2 separate regions of the Homo sapiens genome follow, and region 1 is linked to region 2. Evidence: read pairs that join two places in POLR2A ChIA-PET (ENCODE). Cell type or tissue: OCI-LY7. All regions are shown on one strand. Links, peaks and the distances in the headings refer to the core of each region. The heading gives the core; the rest is flanking DNA. Region 1 holds the start of LOC107984928 (a long non-coding RNA gene). Region 2 holds the start of LOC101928163 (a long non-coding RNA gene).

Region 1 (9,315 bases), core at 4,568-7,067, 52 kb before region 2:
GAGACAGTCTCTATTACCCGGGCTGGAATGCAGTGGTGCGATCTCAGCTCACTGCTACCTCTGCCTCCCAAATTCAAGCAATTCTCCTGTCTTGGCCTCCCGAGTAGCTGGGGTTACAGGCACATGCTTGTAGCACACCGGCTAATTTTTGTATTTTTATTAGAGACGGGACTTTGCCATGTTAGCCAGGCTGGTCTCAAACTCCTTACCTTGAGTAATCCGCCCACCTCAGCCTCCCAAAGTGCTGCAATTACAGGCGTCAGCCACCACACCAGGCCTATGTACCGGTATTATCTTTTGACAGAGGAAGGTAACTGAGGCTCAGTGAGGTGAGATGATTGCATGTTTAGCTTCAGGCTCAGTTTTCTGTCACTGAGTTGGATTCACTTTGCCTCTGAGCTGTGCCTCCCGGAGTGACAGAAGTAAGGTGGTGATTGCCAGGTGTGAGAATCAGAGTTGTCTGCCCCCCACCCCACACCTGGTACCAAATGATGTAGAAACAGAATCTGGTATAGCAGGAGGCCTGGTTCCTGATTCTGACACTGATTCACTGGGTGGCTGCAAATGAGCCCCCCCTCCTCACTTGGCCTCAGTCTCCCATCTAGAAAATGAAATGAGTAGAATAGTTTGGAGCGTTTTTTTAAACTGGGATTTAATTCCCATATGCATAAGATCAGAGGTTTTTTGAACTTTCTTTTGTCACAGTCTTTTTTTCCCAAATTAAATTTGATATGAAGACTCAATTCATAAACAAGATAAAAAGTGGGGCTGTGGCCGGGCACAGTGGCTCACGCCTGTAATCCCAGCACTTTGGGAGGCCAAGGTGGGCAGATCACAAGGTCAGGAGATCTAGACCATCCTGGCCAACACGGTGAAACCCTGTCTCTATTACAAAAAAAAAAAAAAAAAAAAATAGCCATGCATGGTGGTGGGCACCTGTAGTCCCAGCTACTCAGGAGGCTGAGGCAGGAGAATGGTGTCAACCCGGGAGGCAGAGCTTGCAGTGAGCCAAGATCGTGCTACTGCTCTCTAGCCTGGGTGATAGAGCGAGACTCAGTCTAAAAAAATATAATAATAAGTGGGGCTGTTAGGCAGGTACAGTGGCTTACACCTGTAATTCCAGCATTTTGGGAGGCCCAGGTGGGAAGATCACTGGAGCAAGAGTTCGAGCCCAGCCTGAGCAATATGAGGAGACCCCGTCCATACAAAAATAAAAATAAAAAATTAGCTGATCATTGTGGCATGTACCTGTAGTCCCAGCTACTCAGGAGGCTGAGGTTGGAGGATTGCTTGATCCCAGGAGGTCGAGGCTGCAATAAACCCAGATCATGCCACTGTACTTCAGCCTGAGTGACAGAGTAAGACCCCATCTCAAAAAAAAAAAAAAAAAAAAAAAAAAAAGCTGCTTTGGAGAGTGAAGGGAGTGGCATTAGAATTGAGCCTGCTGCCGGGTATGGTGGCTCACGCCTGTAATCCCAGCACTTTGGGAGGCCGAGGTGGGTGGATCACAAGGTCAGGAGATCGAGACCATCCTGGCTAACATGGTGAAACCCCGTCTCTACTAAAAAATACAAAAAATTAGCCGGGCGTGGTGGCACGCGCCTGTAGTTCCAGCTACTTGGGAGGCTGAGGCAGGAGAATGGCATGAACCCGGGAGGCAGAGCTTGCAGTGAGCTGAGATCACGCCACTGCAATCCAGCCTGGGCGACAGAGACTCCATCTCAAAAAAAAAAAAAAAAAAAAAAGAATTGAGCCTTCTTAGGGTGCCCCTTGCTTCCACCACGCGCCACCTCCTTACCTTCAGGGGTCCCTGGGGCACTAATACCCCAGGGCTTAGAGGAACCCAGTTTGAAAACCACTGGACAAGAGTCACTCTTCACAGTCCCTCCCAAGGTGTGGGAGCCCTGGGGAGGAATGAAGGGCCTCTGCTGTCCCAACTTGCAGATGAGCGTTGCTTTCTGAGCTGCAGCCCAGCTGCCTCCCGAGGGTCATGAGAAAGAAGGCAAGGGCAGGCTCAGGGCGCAGGAAGTGGAGCCGGCCAGCTGGGAGGCAGTAACAGGCGCTGGTACTGTGGCCTCCTGGATGGGCCGGTGACATCACAACCCCAGGAAGCAGCTGCCCAAGAGGCCTGCGCTGTCCCTCATTCCTCCTCTGGGAAAATCAGTCCCCAGCTGTTGCCGTCCTCTGTGTACTGGCTTACTCTTCCTGGATTGTCCCCTCCTGAACCAGCATCTTCAGCAGTAGCATCTTCAGAGAGAAGCCTCCCCTATGTGCTGGAACTGTGCTACCCTCTGTGGCACAGCTCGTAACAGCATGCTTTTAAAATTATCGTTTAATTTAATCATCACATCAACATCAAGTAGGGACCAGTACCATTCCCATTTTGCAAACTATGAGAGGCTCAGAAGTGCAAGACAGATCACACAGTTTCACCCAGCTGGTAAACACCAGAGCCAGGCTTTGAACCTTGTCCTGTCTGACTCCAATATTCATGAGTTTTCTTGAGTTACCACATGGTCAGATTCAAAGCAAAAACACGAGGTGGAGGTTGCTTCTTATGTGGCAATGTGAAGCTGTCAATTTCAAACACAGTTTCTTTGTTAATGGCGTTCCTGGCCTATTATCATCCAAGCGGAGTCTTAGGATGCGATAAAGGGCTTAGCACACTGTCTGGCACTCTACAAATGCAGCTTTACTCTGGCTCTCCCCTTTACAAAGGAAGAAACTGAGGCTCAGGGGAGCAAAGTCAAGACCATAGGACAGGCAGGTGCCAACCCCAGGTCTGTCAGGCCCCAGAGTGGAAGCTGTTTCCCCAAAACCCTGAATTTCATAGGCGGGAAAGTCCTGCTCACCTTCTGTGCTCATCTCGTAGGGTTGCTGTTACAAACTACCACAAACTCAGTGGCTTAAAACAATAGAAATTTGTTCTCTCACAGTTCTAGAGGCCAGCAGTCCAAAAGCAGGTGTCGCCAGGGTGGGGTTACCCTGAAGGCTCTGAGGGGGAATCTGCTCCATGCCCCTCTGCTAGCTTCTACAGGTGGCCTTAACATGCCTTGGTTTGAGGCTTCATAAGTCCAATTTCGGCCTCCATCTTCAATTGTACTTCTTCTCACTGTGTCTCTGTGTCTTAAATCTTACTTTCCTTTCTCTCTCTTTTTTTTTTCTTTTTGAGATGGAATCTCGCTCTGTCACCCAGGCTGGAGTGCAGTGGCACCATCTCGGCTCACTGCAACCTCCACCTCCTGATTTCAAGCAATTCTCCTGCCTCAGCCTCCTGAGTAGCTGGGATTACAGGCTTGCACCACCACGTCCGGCTAATTTTTGTATTTTTAGTAGAGATGGGGTTTCACTATGTTAGCCAGGCTGGTCTCAAACTCCTGACCTCATGATCCGCCCATCTCGGCCTCCCAAAGTGCTGTGATTACAGATGTGAGCCACCGTGCCTGGTCTCCTTTCTCTTATAAGCACATCAGTCCTTGGATTTAGGTCCCACCAAAAATACAGGATATCATTTCAAGATCCTTAATTCTATCTTTAGATACCCTATTTCCAAATAAGGTCCCATTCACAGGTACTGGGTATTAAAATTTAACACATATCTGGCCGGGCACAGTGGCTCACGCCTGTAATCCCAACACTTTGGGAAGCCGAGGCAGGTGGATCACATGGTCAGGAGATCTAGACCATCCTGGCTAACACGGTGAAACCCCGTCTCTACTAAAAATACAAAAACTTAGCCAGGCATGGTGGCCGGCGCCTGTAGTCCCAGCTACTCAGGAGGCTGAGGCAGGAGTATGGTGTGAACTCGGGAGTCAGAGCTTGCAGTGAGCCGAGATCGCACCACTGCACTCCAGCCTGGGCAACAGAGCAAGACTCTATCTAAAAAAAAAAAAAAAAAAAAAAAAAAAAATTAACACATATCTTTTGGGGAACATCACTACTCAACCTATTGTTATCACCACCACCACCACCACTACCACCCTGGCTCAGCAAATCTTCACTGAGCATGAGCAGTGTGCCAGCCAGGGGCACAGCAGTCATACTACATTAGTGCTGCCTATGGTCTAGTGGGAAAGGTAGACAAGGCACAGGTAATGGTGGGGTGATGATTTTTTTTATTTGAGATGGGGTCTCACTCTGTCACCCAGGCTGGAGTACAGTGGCACAATCTTCGCTCAATGCAGCCTCCACCTTTTGGGCTCAAATGATCCTCCCACCTCAGCCTCCCCAGTAGCTGAGACCACAGATGTGCACTACCAGGCCTGGCTAATTTTTCATTTTTTTGTAGAGATGGGGTTTTGCCATGTTGCTCAGGCTGATGTCGAACTCCTGAGTTCAAGCAATCTACCCGCCTCAGCCTCCCCAAAGTGTTGGGACTATAGGCGTGAGTCACCACGCCTGATGCAGAGTGGTTTCTAAACTAACTGTAGAAATACAAATATGGGCTCACAACGGAGAGAACAGGTAATATTGCCTGAGATGGGATAAAGCAGGGAGCACAGTATATGTCCTATTAATTAATCAAGACACTTCAGGGAAATCTATTTGCAGAAAAAAGCAACAGAGAAGAAGAGAAAGTCTGAACTTCAACTTTTAAGACAGAAAGCCCTCAAATGCAGACTTTACCTGTCTGTGCCTCAGTTCTCTTATCTGTAAAATGGGAATACTAATAGAATTGGTCTCATAGGGTTATTGTTAGGTTTAAGCCAAATCACTGAAGCATTCGTTGAACAAATATTTATTGAACATCTTCTACATACCAGGCACATTATATACAGTAAAGAGCTAGCAAAATGCCCGTCACCAATAAAACACTTAATAAATGTCAGTGCCTGTCCTCTTTCCCCCAATTCATAAGTTAGATAAAACTTCAGGACAGAAGTACAAGAGAGATCATAAGGCAGGACAGGCTAAAGGCCAAGTCAAGAGCATGAGATATGTGTGTTTAGAGAACAGCGAGGATGTGGCCAGATGGGTCTGCGAATGCTTCCTGGAGGAAGTGGGCTTTGCATCAGAACTTGGAGGATACACAAGGAGAGGAGGGAGGACTCCATGCAGCAATGATGGCATAAACAAAAACTGGGGCAAGGAAATTAGATAAGAAACATGTTTGATCCAGACACTGACCCTTTCTGTAAGATTCTGGATTTTTGGAGGGCAAATGAAGCAACAGTGAAAGTTCAAGATTTTCTAAATCTAAAACAAAATCAAGGGTAAGTACAGATGAAAATGTACTTAACCGTATCACAAGCATTTGCATTTCTTTCAATTTTGCTCCAACTTTGGTATCACTTTTTATGCAGGGCATTTCCCATAGGGAATAGTTCCATGTGTTTCTACTATGTATATTTAGATTGTCTGCTTTTCCTGTTCAATGTGGCTCCTGAAGGCAGGGGCTGTATTTTATCGCCAGTACATTGCTGGTGCTTGGCATATAGTGAGCACTCAGTAAGCATTTCATCGAATGAATTACTTTTATATTTCTATTTTACATAAAAGCATGAAATTTTGAATTTGTGCTAAAATTCTTAATCCTGGCCTAGGGCAAGTATAATATTGATATGTATAAGGAAAGCCAGGCAGGATTGTTTAGCTGGAGACAGCTTCTAGAATGACCAGCCCAGGATCCAGTAGGACTTGCTGGAGCCACACAGAGGCCTTGCTAAACTAAAATTATGAATTCGCAGGCTGTGCTACGAACCCATTAGGCTATGTTGCTTTAAACTCGGGTCAGCCAACCAAAAGGTGGATGCAAAAGACTTTCTTTAAACAAGCCAGCAGCTTGAGGCTTGAAATAGAACAGAAAGGGAATTCACAGGACTCAACCTTGTCTTCTGTCTGGAGCTCTTGAGACCCAAGGATACTGGCCAGGCGAACCACACTGCGATAAGAAACAGCAGCTGAAAGTTTGTTTTTGGAGCCACCAGATCCAGTGGGTGGACTGTGTCTTGAAATAGAAGCATCTCAAAGGCCTGTGAATCATTTCTTAGTGCCGGCCTGCAAGGTTTCATATCCTGTTCTCAGAGCTACCTTGGGTGCTGTATGTATATGTATGTGTGTGTATTGTTTTCAGGGTTGTTTGCCTAGGATTTGGTTTTGAAACTTTTACTTTCTTTTAATAGCTTTTTTTTTTTTTTTTTAAGCTGGAAGAATTTTTCAAATGGTTTTTGCGAGAAAGTTCAAACCCTGGAATGACTAAGTCGCTGGAAGAATTTGGACTTTGTGAGGGGAATTTGCACTTGGTATGAATCACCCAGTCACTGATTCCTGCAGTGAGAAGACCTTTCGGAAAGCTTCTGGGTCAGCCCCCTCGTACACATGGGGAAACCGAGGCTCAAGGAGGGGAAGGACTTCAGCCAAGGTCCCACAGCATGTCTGTGGAAATGACAGGACTGGAATCAGGTCTAGCTCCTGGAACAGCTTTGGATTTGCAAGAAGCTCTCAAGCACCCAGTCTCCATAGGTGGGCACATTTTCCAAACAGTAGAGGAACAGAAAGAACAAGAGGGTTCTGAGGAGTTAGAACTCACCATAGAGTTATGGAAGGAATGGGGAAGGGATTGCCGGAAGGTATTTTATATGAAATAGCTCATTTAATCCTCCCCAGGATCCTATTAGGCAGTGGTTCTAAACTAGGGTTGATTTTGCCCCCAGAGGACATTTGGCAAGATCAGGGGACATTTTAGGTTTGTCACAGCTTGAGTGGGAGTTGCTACTGGCATCTCTTGGCAGTGAATACCCTATGTGGTAGAGGCCAGGGATACCGCTAAACATCCTGCAATGCACAGGACAGCCTCACAACAAAGAATTATCCAGCCCAAAATGTCAATAGTGTTGGGTCTGAGAAGCCCTGCTATGCAGAGGGCGCTTGTATATACATATCAATTTAACAGCCAAGAAAGCCGAGGCTCAGAAAGTGTAGCCACTCGCTAGCCACGTGGTCTTGGGCAAATTAGCCTCTCTGTGTCTCAGTTTCCTTATCTGTAAAATGGAGGCAACAGTACCTCTGTTACCTAAATAAACATTTGTAAAGCACTTAGAATGGTGCCTGGCACATAGTGTTACATGAATGTTTGCTAAAAATATATAAACAAGCTTACCCAGGAAACACGGAAAGTAAAAGAATTGTAATGAAAGCCCAGGTGAAAAAAATCTAAAGAGACTTAAGGACATGGGGGCTGGAATATGAGAGACCTCCTGGGGGTGTACAGCCCTGTGAGCAGGTAAGGCTGTCCACCGTGTGACATCCTATGTTCCCTGCCACCCCCCACCACCAGTAGCCATGAGGTTTTCCTTCTCAGACACTGCTACCTTAAATGCACTTCATCTTTTTAGGTTAAAATGATATGCACTTCAACATGAATCTCCTTGGCAAGTATCTGACACAGTAAGCCACTATCAGTCACTAAGAATAATTCAGGATAAATTAGTTTTTCAGTTGCCTCCCAACAAATAGGCCGAATGCAGGTTATACTGAGAGTGGAAGGTAAACAGAGGCTGACAGCTTAGTGTTCAGAGGCAGGCTTAGGACAGTGCTGGCAGGTGCACAGTTGTCCTCAGCAATCCTAGACCATCAGTCATTCCCCTACCAGCCAGCACCACCTAGAACAGGCCTCAAGTCTGGGCCCTGCCTAGCTTTGCACCCCCTTTCAGAACCTGCTCCTGACCCTCCCCCACCTTCAGCTCTCCTGGTCTTTTTACTCAGTCTGGGGCCTATTCCCTACTTTCCCACTTTGACCTCTAATCCTGTCCTCAGTCAGAGCCCAGATTCCTCCACCAGCTGCTGAGACCTGCCAACTTGCTAAGTGATTGCCCTACTCAATGCTGAAGGCCTGACATATCAGCCCGGCTCTCTCAGCAAGCCCCAGGGCTGTGAAGGAAACTGGGCAGAGGGTGTCACAAGAGTGGAGGGAGAAAAAACCAAAGCAAGGGTCACCCATATCTCTACTCTGCCCAGAACCCGCCTGCTACGCCTATTCATTAGAACATTCATGGCCATTTACCGAGCTCTTTAAGCTATGAGTCTTGCACACTTACAACAGCTCTCACAGCTGTGCCCCACTCCCCCATCCCTGGAGACCTACAAGGGCCCATATTAACTGTATTACTTCTCTATTGCTGCTATAACAAAATGACTACAAACTTAGTCACTTAAAACAACTTAAGTTTATGCTCTCAAACCAACCTGATCTCACTGGGCTAAAATCAGGGTGTTTGCAGGGACTTCCCTTTCGGAGAATCTGGAAGATAATTGATTTCCTTGCCTTTTCCAGCTTCTGGAGGCTGCCAACATTCCTTGGGTTGTGACCCCTTCCTTCATTTTCAAAGCCAGCAACATGGCATCTCTCTGACCCTGTTTTCGTGGTTGCCTCTCTTTCTCTGACTCTTTTCTGCTGCCCTCTCCCACTTTTAAGGACCCTTCTGATTCCATTGGACCCACCTAGATAATCCTGCATAGCAACCTTCATTCCATCTGCAAACTTAATTCCCACTTGCCGTGTAACAGTACATTCACAAATTATAGGGATTAGGACACAGACATCTTTGGAGGTGACTATGATCCTGCCTACCATGTTAACCAACCCAGAGTGGCGGGGACCATACAACCCAGAGAGCTTGTGCTCCTTCTCAAGGGAGCAACTGCTGCTCAGCTCCAGCTGTCATCATCATGCATCAGTATGGGTTCAGTGTGGCTGAGTCTGCCAATATTTCAAGTGAAATCAGAAAATTGGACTTTCAGGTGAAGATTTCCAATTCTGACATCACTGTGCAGACCAAAAAAGAACAAAAAATCTCATAGGCTAGATATAGCCTGAAGCCACCCAGGTGTGACCTCTGGGTCCACCTCTACCACATCAGCTGTGTGAGATGATGAGATTTCTCTGGCATTTACAGGCTCTGCAGGTTCTGGGGGATGGAGAACCAGTCAGGCCTAGAGGCCAGAGAGAATGTGGTCAGGAGCATAGCGGGTACTGAAGGGGGTGCCTCAGGGGAAAGTTCAGAGGGAGAAGGGACTGACCATCTCCCTAAGGGACTAACCATCACCTGCAGGAAGCAGCAGTGCCTCAAAGGGTACAGGAAATCAGGCTGAGGCCGACCTGAAGAAATCAACCAGAGTAAGGTGGGCTTTATGGCTTGTGACCTCAGAACAAATCAAGCACACTCTTTCTACTTTCAAAAAGTATCAGTTCTTCCCCTCCCCACAAAACTAGCAACATTGGCTGACTGTGAGAAGAGGATGGCAGGGGCCGGGGTGAGAAGGAGGCCTTTCACTTTATGCCTCTCGAGCTTTTTGAGTTTTTAACCAGGTGAAAGT
Region 2 (9,315 bases), core at 2,843-5,342:
CCATGCAGCCAGCGTTGCCGCCATTCATTCATTACTTCATTGTTTGGCCAGAAACCAGTACTGGGTGCCTGCTATTGTCCAGGCAAAGAGTATGGCCTGGGGACACTGTGGGACTTTGGTAAGACAGAGGGATAGGTCTAGTGGGTCTCTCACATCCAATCTGCCATGGACAGACTCCAAATTGTCCAGCCAGCTCCTGAGATAGCCCCAAGTATCTGCCCTAGGTCCTCCCCCAGGCCCAGTCTTCCCTCCCAGACAGCCATGTAGCAGATACAAATGTGGGCAGCCCCCTTGGGTTCTGTTCAGATTGGCTGCTCTCTCCTCAAGCTCCCAGGCTCGTTGCCAGAGAGGGCCCAAAGTGTAGTGGCACCAGGCTGCCTGCTGACCTGGGCTCAGGGTGTGTTTTGTGGGAGTGGAATTCCTGGAGCCCGTGTGAATCAAAACAACTTTAGGGTGGGGGGTGGAGTGGGAAAAGCCTGGGGGAGTGGAGGTGGTGGTGGTTGAGGAGCCTGGTTTCTGGTGTGACTCTGCCACTAATTCTCTGTGTGTCCTTGGACAAGTCTTGGACCCAGTCTGGGCTTCAGTGTTCTCTCCTTCACAATGCGTGTGTGCACAGGGTGGCTGTGGGGCTAGCTCTTCTCAGCCACATTCAGCTCCAGGTCCTGGGTTTTGGAAGCAGGCTCCAGGGAGAGGAAGGGGGTGTTGTAGGTTTGCTTAGTTGTGAGTTTGGTGAATAAGTTCGGGTACAGGGATAAGACCACCCCCCACTGCCCCAGAGGCATCTGGTCAGACCTGTGCTAGTCAGCAAGCACGGATGCCCAGCCAGCTCTGGATGCAGGCAGAGCCACCACTCCCTGCCAGTGGACTCAGGCTTTGCCCATGTTCAAAACGTTAACCTTCCTGGAGACCCTTCCTGCACATGATTTCTAACTAGGAGGGCAGTGGGCAGGAATGGTATTATCCCCATTTTACAGGTTAAGCAACCGAGGATAACTGGGATTGGGTATCTTGTGTTCAGTGTTTTATAGCCTAAAACATCTTTGTAGTTCGTGAAATAGATGGCATTAATAGCTCCATGTTACAGGGGGAAACTGAGGCTCAGAGAGGGGATGTGACCTAAGGTCAGAGATGGGGATGGGGTAGAGTGATGGGACTCACAAGGCAGTCAGCTCTTCTGTCTTTTATTTTTTATTTTTTGTAGAGACAGGGGTCTCCCTATGTTCCCCAGGCTGGTCTCAAACTCCTGGGCTCAAGCAATCCTCTTGCCTCAGCCTCCCAAAGTGCTGGGATTACAGGCATGAGCTAGCTACTCTAATGCACCTGGTCAGGCAGCAGGCTCTTCTCTATGTAGCCTTGACTTTTTTTAATACTGCCTAACTTAGGAGCTGAGCTCCCCCCAGGGAAGGGAGCTTTGCGGCAGGCCCACTCTCCTCTGGCCAGCTGCTTTCAGACTGGAAGTTTCAGTAACAGCTGTGGTTTTACACTGCTTTGAACCCTCCCAGAGGAGCCCAAGTACATCTGTCTGTACCTCCCTCCCAGAAGGGCTCAGTGATCTTAGCAAGAAGGTCTCTCTTTTACTGAGTGCCTCTCGTGTGCCAGACACTGCTTGGCACTCTTCACGTTCATTATCTTGGTCAGGATGTCCAGAATGAGGCACCTTGCAGATAAGGAAACTGAGCAAAGAAAGGAAGTCACTTGCCTGGGTCACAAGTGAAGAAGCAGGGGAGTCTCCTTGCAGCAGACCACCCTAAAGCCCTGCCAGGCCCAGAGCTCCCGCTCCTGTCAATCCCCAGATGCCCGGGGCCCAGCCCCGTGGGCAGGCCTGCCCTCTGCTTACTCATTTTACAAGGGCGTGACCTGGAACAGCTCCAAACCCAACCCTGGGTGTGGCCGCTTGCTTTGTGGCCGGGCTGCAAAGTGCAGGGTGAGCAGGATTTGTTGTGGAGCTTCTGTTTAAAGGGACCTCAGGCACTGTCCAAGGATGGCAACCAAGTTCAATGGCAGAATGAAGGCCACAACCCAGATCTCCTGGCTCCCTGTCCAGAGCTCTTTCCAAGTCCTCTGAGGAAGGCTCAGGGAATGCCCCTTTATCGCATGCCTCCTCTGGCCAGGCGCATGGCATCATTCTCTTTCACGCCTGCAGGAAGCTCTGCCCAGGCTGGCTTGCAATAGCGCCATCTCTGCTCACTGCAAACTCCACCTCCCAGGTTCAAATGATTCTCCTGTCTCAGCCTCCCAAGTAGCTGGGATTACTTTTTGTATTTTTAGTAGAGATGGGGTTTCACCATGTTGGCCAGGCTAGCTTCGAACTCCTGACCTCAGGTGATCCACCCGCCTTGGCCTCCCAAAGTGCTGGGATTACAAGCGTGAGCCACCACGCCCGGTCCTCCTTTTCTTTCAATTTGTCTACATTTTCCAGATTTCCTCTTGTGAGGCATGAAAGAAAATAAACATTTTAACACACAACTCTACAAGGCAGGTCAGGTGAGGAGGTGTAGGCTCAGAGAGGCAAGACAGTGAATCCCAGGCTGTTCAGCTACGAAGTGGCAGAGCTGGGATCTGAAAGCAAGGTTCGACCCCTTACATTTGCTCCTACCCCCACCATCTGACTTAGGGCTTAGGAGAGACCAGGCTCCACTCTGCGTGACCTTGGGCAAGTCAATTCCTCTTCCCCAAGTCCCAGTTTCCTCACCGTGGTGCCCGTAAGGGGGTTGTGCCTGGTGATCTCTGACCCTCTGCACTTCTGCAGCTGCCTGAGGAAGGAGCTGTACTCTTCTCCATAGGGGTTGGCAGGGTGGGCTTGCGTCCTGACCAGGCCTTGAAGATCCAGCCAAAGGGGCTGCCTAAGAGCGTCCAGGATAGGGCTAAGCTGGCCTCTGGCTGTGGCCATAGCCTTTGCTCTCCTCCCCTCATCGCAGTCTCTTTTCAGCTCACCCTTGAACTTTCCCCTTTTCCCACTGGTGCTCCCCATACATCAGTGCTAGCAGCTCCCTGGTGGGGGCACTCCCTATGGGCAAAGCGCTTTGCTGCACTATCTCACTGAATCCTCAGCATAGGTGGAGACAATGATGCCCATTTTATAGGTGACTTGACGTCAACTGATTTCCCAGCTAAGAAGGGGAAGGCCTAGATGCAAAGCCAGGCCAGTCTGACTCCAAGACCTGTGCTCAGCCTCACCTTGATGCTGATCCTCCTGGGCTTGTCCTCTGCCACCTGTGTTCTGCAGGTTCAGCCCAAGCCATAGGCTGACTTTCCTCTGGGCACTGTCCAAAGGTGTCAGGGAGGTATCCTTAGGGGGACACTTGCCGCATTGGGACCCTGGGAGTGCAGAATAAGGGTGAAGGAGAGTGAGAAAAGAGAGAAGGCTGTGTGTGTGTGTGTGTGTGTGTGTGTGTGCAAGTACATGCAGTGATGGGGGCAGGTGGGCGTAGCCCAGGCCTTGGCCCAAATTCTAGCAAATCCTGGGGCAGCGTGTGTGGGATGCAGCTGAGGCAGCCTGGTACATGGCTTTGCAGTCAGACAGGCCTGGGTTCAAACCCTGGCTCCGGCCTTTGTGTGACCTTGGGCATGTGCTTACTCTCTGTAAGTCTCCATTTTTTGGCTTCCGAGAGCCAGTGCCAATACTGATGTGGTAGGACTGTTACGAGCATGTAACAGGCTCAGCATAGATATTCTGTTCAAGGTCTTCCTGGGATTCTTTCTGGTTTGTTCTGGCGGGGGAGACAGGTGTGGCTGGGGAGGCTCTGGGCTGCCCCACCTCTGCCTCAGGTAGAACTCCACCTGAGCTTCCCTTCCTCTCCCTGCCCTTGGTGCTCCTGCTGGGGGATATATGAAGAATACTAGGATGTGCAGCCTTGGTCAGGATTGATGGAGGCCTCGGAGCTCCCCAAGCCTCAATTACTTCAGCTGTACAATGGGGATTAGTGGTATGGGAAGATTCAGTGAAGTGATGAATGTTGGGGCGTGGTTCAGGGCATGTGGAAGGTCTCAGCCAGTGACTGGCCCTTTCTCTAGTGACAGCATGGGGCTAAATCTCTAGAATATAGGATTTCACCAGTTAGGAAGGTAGAAAAGGAATATTCAAGAGACTCATTCAAGAATGAGCAGTAAAGTGTTTGGATGGTTTCCAGGTCTCGGTAGTGGTGGAAAGCAAGAGTGTTATATCCAGGCTCCTCAAACCAAGGAGCAGGGCTCCTCACATCAGCCCAGGAAGACTTCCTGGAGGGGGCAGGAGTGGGGGAAGGGGAACTGACAGCAGGAAGAGCTGTCACCACCTCCAACACCTGTCAGCCCAGCTGTGCTCAGCAGCAGTTAGAAGTCTCAGCCCTGCTGAGCATGACCTCACCACTAAATGTTAAAATAGGCCTCTCTGTCCAAGCCAGGGTAGGGGTGTCTGGGGGATCCAGAGTTGGAAAGAGGAAAGAAATGGGCTCGATGACCCCCAGAAGGATGTATGAAGGAAGAGGTCGAGATTAGATTTTAGGGAAGGGACTCTGTGTTTCCTGAACACCTACTGTGTGCTGAGACACAGGCTGAGAACTTTACAGAAGTTAAAGGAGCAGGAGCTAACCAGGGTCTTTCTCCCACATGCAGACAGGGAGCTAAATAAGTGCTTCAAAGGGAAGCCACGCGGGGATTAATTCAGCCTGTTCCAGGGTTTTTAAGATGCAGAGGCTGCCCAGGTAGTGCCTTCCTTGAATCCTTACAATAGCCCCTTGAGGTAGGCATTTTTACCCCATTTACAGAGGAAGAAACTGAGGCTCCTTAGATGTGTAACATTTCCCCCAACTTGTACCGTGAGCCTGCGAAGGAGCTGGAGATTCAAGCATGGGTCTCTGACCTATGTCCCAGTGTCCCAGTGCCCCAGCTCTGCCCCTGCCCTGCCCCTGCCCAGCCCTAACCAGGAGAGAGGCCCTTTCCGGGCCAGTGCAGCTCTGGGCCTAATTGGGGCCCGGGTGGCAACAGGGTGGAGAGGAGCAGATGGGTCTGTGGTTTGATTTCCCCAGCAGGTGTTTCCCAAGCTTGGCGGGAACAGAAAGGGGGAGCTGGAGGGGGGGGGTGGCCTCAGCTGCTTGTCCTTAAGACACGGGAAGGATTCATTGTCTGCCCCTCTCGGCAAAGAAAGAATGGCAAATGCAGTCTATTCAGGAGGCCCTGGGGCCCTCAAGCTGGAGCCCAAACATGGGGGTGGGGATGTTTGCACTGCTTCCCACTGTGGGCACCTCCCTGGGTTGTGGCACTGAGCCAGGAAGTCCCCTGGGTCTGGGCGGATGCCCAGCCCCGCCCTGATAAGGACCAGCTGTGGGACTGTGATGGGCACTCAGTCTAGCTGGGCCAGCTGCTTCTGTAGGGGGGCCCTTTCCCCACCCTGATGTGGTTTAGGCCCCACCCACTGCTTCCTCCTGGTATCATCCTCTGGGTGTGGTGGGGTGAGGAGCAGGTATAGGAGCCGGCTTAGGGCCCGTGGTTAAGGAGCTCTGAGCCCTTGGCCAGACTGGCTTTGGTAGGGTCTCAAGTGCCTGGGCCTCAGAGGATGGGAGTTTTATTTGCCCTTCAGAAAACAAGATTTCCCCTGAAAGCTCACTTCTCAGGTCACTGATGTTTTCCTATCAAGTACAGCAGTGCTTCACCAGGACTGGCGGTAAACTGAGGCACAGAGGTGGCTGCTAAGTGGCTTCATTGCTTTGGCCCCACATCAGGGAAAGGCTAAAGGAGGAATGATTCTCAAACTCTGCCTCTCTCTCCCCCTTTTCTCCAAGGCCAAAAGGAAGCTGGATCTGGAGGGGATTGGGAGGCCCGTCGTCCCTGAGTTCCCAACCCCCAAGGGGAAGTGCATCAGAGTGGATGGCCTCCCCAGCCCCAAAAGTAAGCAGTGCTGATGGGGCCTCTGGGGTGGGGTGGGGCAGGGGCAGAGGGCAGTGCCCTGCCCAATCACTGGTAGTCATATTTGGATCACTTTCCAGTTTACAAAAGCTTCCTGCGTATTTTATTATTTGATCCTGCCAGGTAGGTAGGCTTGTCTGTCTTTACTAATCAGGCAACTTGAGACTCAGAGAGCTTGAGTGACTTGCCCATAGTCTCAGAGTGGAGTCAGGACTAGAGCCTGGACATGTAAATCTTGCATTACTTCTGTGTTTTTTTTTGTTGTTGTTGTTGTTGTTGTTGTTGTTGTTGTGAGACAGGTCTCGCTCTGTCACCAAATGTGGATTGCAGTGGTGCCATCTTGGCTCCCTGCAACCTCCACCTCTGGGGTTCAAGCAACTCTCTCACCTCAGCCTCCCAGGTAGCTGGGACTACAGGTACATGCCACCATCCCTGCCTAATTTTTGTATTTTTAGTAGAGACACAGTTTCACCATGTTGGCCAGGCTGGTCTTAAACTCCTGACCTCAAATGATCCACCCGCCTCGGCCTCCCAAAGTGGTGGGATTACAGGCGTGAGCCACCATGCCTGGCCAGTCTCGCACTACTTCTACCATACCATGTACTGCTCTCATGATCTAAACTCAATGACCAGTGTTTTATTTGGGAATTTATTATTTTTAAAACGTTTTAATGTTTAGGTCAAGGTAAATTTTTCTAAATCAGAAGAGCAGGGGCTAACCAGGGTCTTTCTCCCACATGCAGACAAGGAGCTGAATAAGTGATTCAAAGGGAAGGGAAGCACAGATTAATCCAGTCTCTGCCACCCCAAAGGTTTTTAAGATCCAGAGGCTGCCCAGGTGGTGCCTTCCTAAAGCTAAGTTGGAGGGGGTTGCTGCCTCTTGATATTTTCAGTCAATATCCTGGATAGGCTGAGCGTGGTGGCTCACACCTATAATCCCAGCACTTTGGGAGGCCAAGGTGGGCAGATAACCTGAGGTCAGGAGTTCCAGACCAGCCTGGCCAACGTGGTGAAACCCCGTCTATACTAAAAATACAAAAATTAGCCGGGTGTGGTGGCGCATGCCTGTAATCCCAGCTACTCAGGAGGCCAAGGCAGGAGAATCACTTGAACCTGGGAGGCAGGTTGCAGTGAGCCAAGATCGCACCACTGCACTCCACTCCAGCCTGGGAGAGAGAGTGAGACTCCATCTCCAAAAAAAAAAAAAAATCCTGGTTAGAGCAGGAGTTAAAGCAACTGTGTTTGGGAGGAACACTAGTTTTGGGGGTCCAGGTAGGATTCTGCTCCGACCTGACAGGTCACTCCTGTGAACCTTAGTTGTTGTGAACCTTAGTTGTCTTGTGTAAAAGAAGACACAGCTAGATCAGGAATGGCAAGAAAGTTTCCTCTACATTTGATTGGTCAAGGCTGCCCAGAGCACTGTCTTGAAGGATCCTGAGGCTCATGATAACTGGTCCTCCTCCAGAGGAACCTAAGACTCTAAAATTCAGGTTCCAGAATTACTGGATTGGCCACTAACTTGCTATATGACTTGGAAGTCACTCGATTACAAAAGTCCCCTCGTGGTTTAAGATGCTGCAGCTGAGATGTGGTCTTGCAACATCAACCTCATTGAGAAAGGGACCTTTCTCATGAACCTCCCCGACTTGATGTTACAGGACCGATTTTTCTCAGATAATCATTGTGATTCACATGGGAAGAAAAAGCAAGTGTGTGTCTATAAAAATGCTCTTAAATCCAGGCTTATCATTTCTACCCTATTCTAATTCCAAACTCCGGACATTTAAGTGGCAGGATAGGGTAATGGTTAAGGAAAACTCTGGAGTCAGACTGCCTGGATTTGAATTCCAGCTTTGCCACTTTCTAGCTGAGTGAGCTGAGCAAATTACTTAAACTGTGCCTCAGTATTCTCATCTATAAAATGGGGATGATTGTACAGCAACCCTTACAGGGTGTTGTAGGGCTTAAATGTGTTCGTACATGGAAAGCACTTAGAACAGTGACAGTAGTTGTGGGTGGTGGTCTGGCAGCCCTAAGCTGTGGTGGAAATGTGCATTTAACCAGGAGTCAGGACACTAGGCTTCCAACACTGCCCATTGGCCGTGAGACCTTAAGCAAGTCACCTTCCCTCTTAGGTATCAGGTTCCCTGTCTGGACAGTGGTGGTGATGGATGCCCTGGCTCACACTGCTTTGTAAACTGGAAAGTGGGTGGTGAAAGGTGGTACTTAATGAGCCTAGGTCAATGGACGAGGGTCCTGGGCGGGCCCTCCCCTCCCTGAGCTGTGACTGGGTCCCTTTCTTCTTCAGCCCCCAAATCCCCCGGGGAGAAGACTCGGTATGACACTTCGCTGGGGCTGCTCACCAAGAAGTTCATTTACCTCCTGAGCGAGTCAGAGGATGGGGTCCTGGACCTGAACTGGGCCGCTGAGGTGCTGGACGTGCAGAAGCGGCGCATCTATGACATCACCAACGTGCTGGAAGGCATCCAGCTCATCCGCAAGAAGGCCAAGAACAACATCCAGTGGGTGTGAGTGCCTGGGCGGCCAGTGGTACCCTCCAATGGGTACTTGTGCTGTGGGCGGAGCCAGAGGCAATAGCCAGTGGGTGTGAGTGGCAGGGGCGGGGCTGAGAGCAACATCCAATGGGCACAAGGGCTGAGGCGGACCAAGAGCAACATCCAATAGGCTTATTGCTGGGGGTAGAGCCAATGTATGGTGAGGAAGAGCGCCGTGTACCTGCTGAAGTAATCGGAGAACGTGATGCGGGGCAGAGTGGAGAATGACATCTGGGAGGTGTAAAGGCCAAAGGGAACCTCAGATTCTTCCTCTTGAGTCAGAGATCCCAATATCCACTTCTTCTAGCTTAGGGCAGTCCCCTGGGAGCTAAGTAGGGGGATCCCGGACTCCTTCCAGATCTGAGATAGGAGTACTCCAGCCTCCTCTCTCCATTTCTACAGGGTTTAAAGAGCTGACCTATAGCCCTTGGCATAAATCCTAAGAGAAACCAGGCAGGGGAGGGAGTCAGGACTGAGGCTACTCCAGTTGGAGGAGGCTGGGGCATAGGGATGAACAGAGTCGAGAGCCCCTCAGAAATGGGGTTCAGGTCTTGACTTGTTTTTTCTCCCAAGCCCAACCCCCAAACCTCTGGTTCCAATCCCTGGTAGCTCCCTGAGAGACAGGCATGACCACTGATTTCCACAACCCAGGGAAGCACCCTCATAGACTATTTTTTGAATGACCTTGTTCTGGAGTTTCACCCACAGACTGACACTGGGGGGCTGCTCTGTTCCCAGAGGCAGGGGAATGTTTGAAGACCCCACCAGACCTGGGAAGCAGCAACAGCTGGGGCAGGAGCTGAAGGAGCTGATGAACACGGAGCAGGCCTTGGACCAGCTCATCCAGAGCTGCTCTCTGAGCTTCAAGCACCTGACT

The links. ChIA-PET counts read pairs that join two places held together with the same protein. Peaks named below come from ENCODE experiments on the same cell type or tissue, not always from the same donor. Only the 100,000 strongest peaks of a DNase experiment are listed, where the experiment ranks them.
Region 1: POLR2A ChIA-PET joins it to region 2 with 8 read pairs; 11 of 35 experiments call an interaction of 5 or more read pairs at or near these places.

The regions. Positions count from the first base shown.
Region 1 is chr1:23,574,162-23,583,476 of GRCh38, reverse strand. It overlaps LOC107984928 (a long non-coding RNA gene), which reads left to right and starts at 5,770. Exons shown (of 2, transcript XR_007065540.1): 1 at 5,770-6,050; 2 at 6,144-7,041. RefSeq lists an enhancer at 8,631-8,720. In OCI-LY7, for the core only: CTCF peaks have their summits at 6,624 and 6,827; DNase peaks (open chromatin) are centred at 4,976, 5,976 and 6,806; H3K4me3 peaks cover 2,500 bases; H3K27ac peaks cover 2,500 bases.
Region 2 is chr1:23,520,933-23,530,247 of GRCh38, reverse strand. It overlaps E2F2 (E2F transcription factor 2), which reads left to right. Exons shown (of 7, transcript NM_004091.4): 2 at 5,760-5,865; 3 at 8,192-8,411; 4 at 9,177-9,315. It overlaps LOC101928163 (a long non-coding RNA gene), which reads right to left and starts at 8,318. Exons shown (of 3, transcript NR_110799.1): 1 at 8,263-8,318; 2 at 3,178-3,318; 3 at 1,829-2,843. RefSeq lists enhancers at 1,617-1,746, 8,248-9,315 and a silencer at 1,765-1,961. In OCI-LY7, for the core only: no CTCF peak of the experiment used is centred there; DNase peaks (open chromatin) are centred at 3,517, 4,297, 4,997 and 5,297; H3K4me3 peaks cover 2,500 bases; H3K27ac peaks cover 2,500 bases.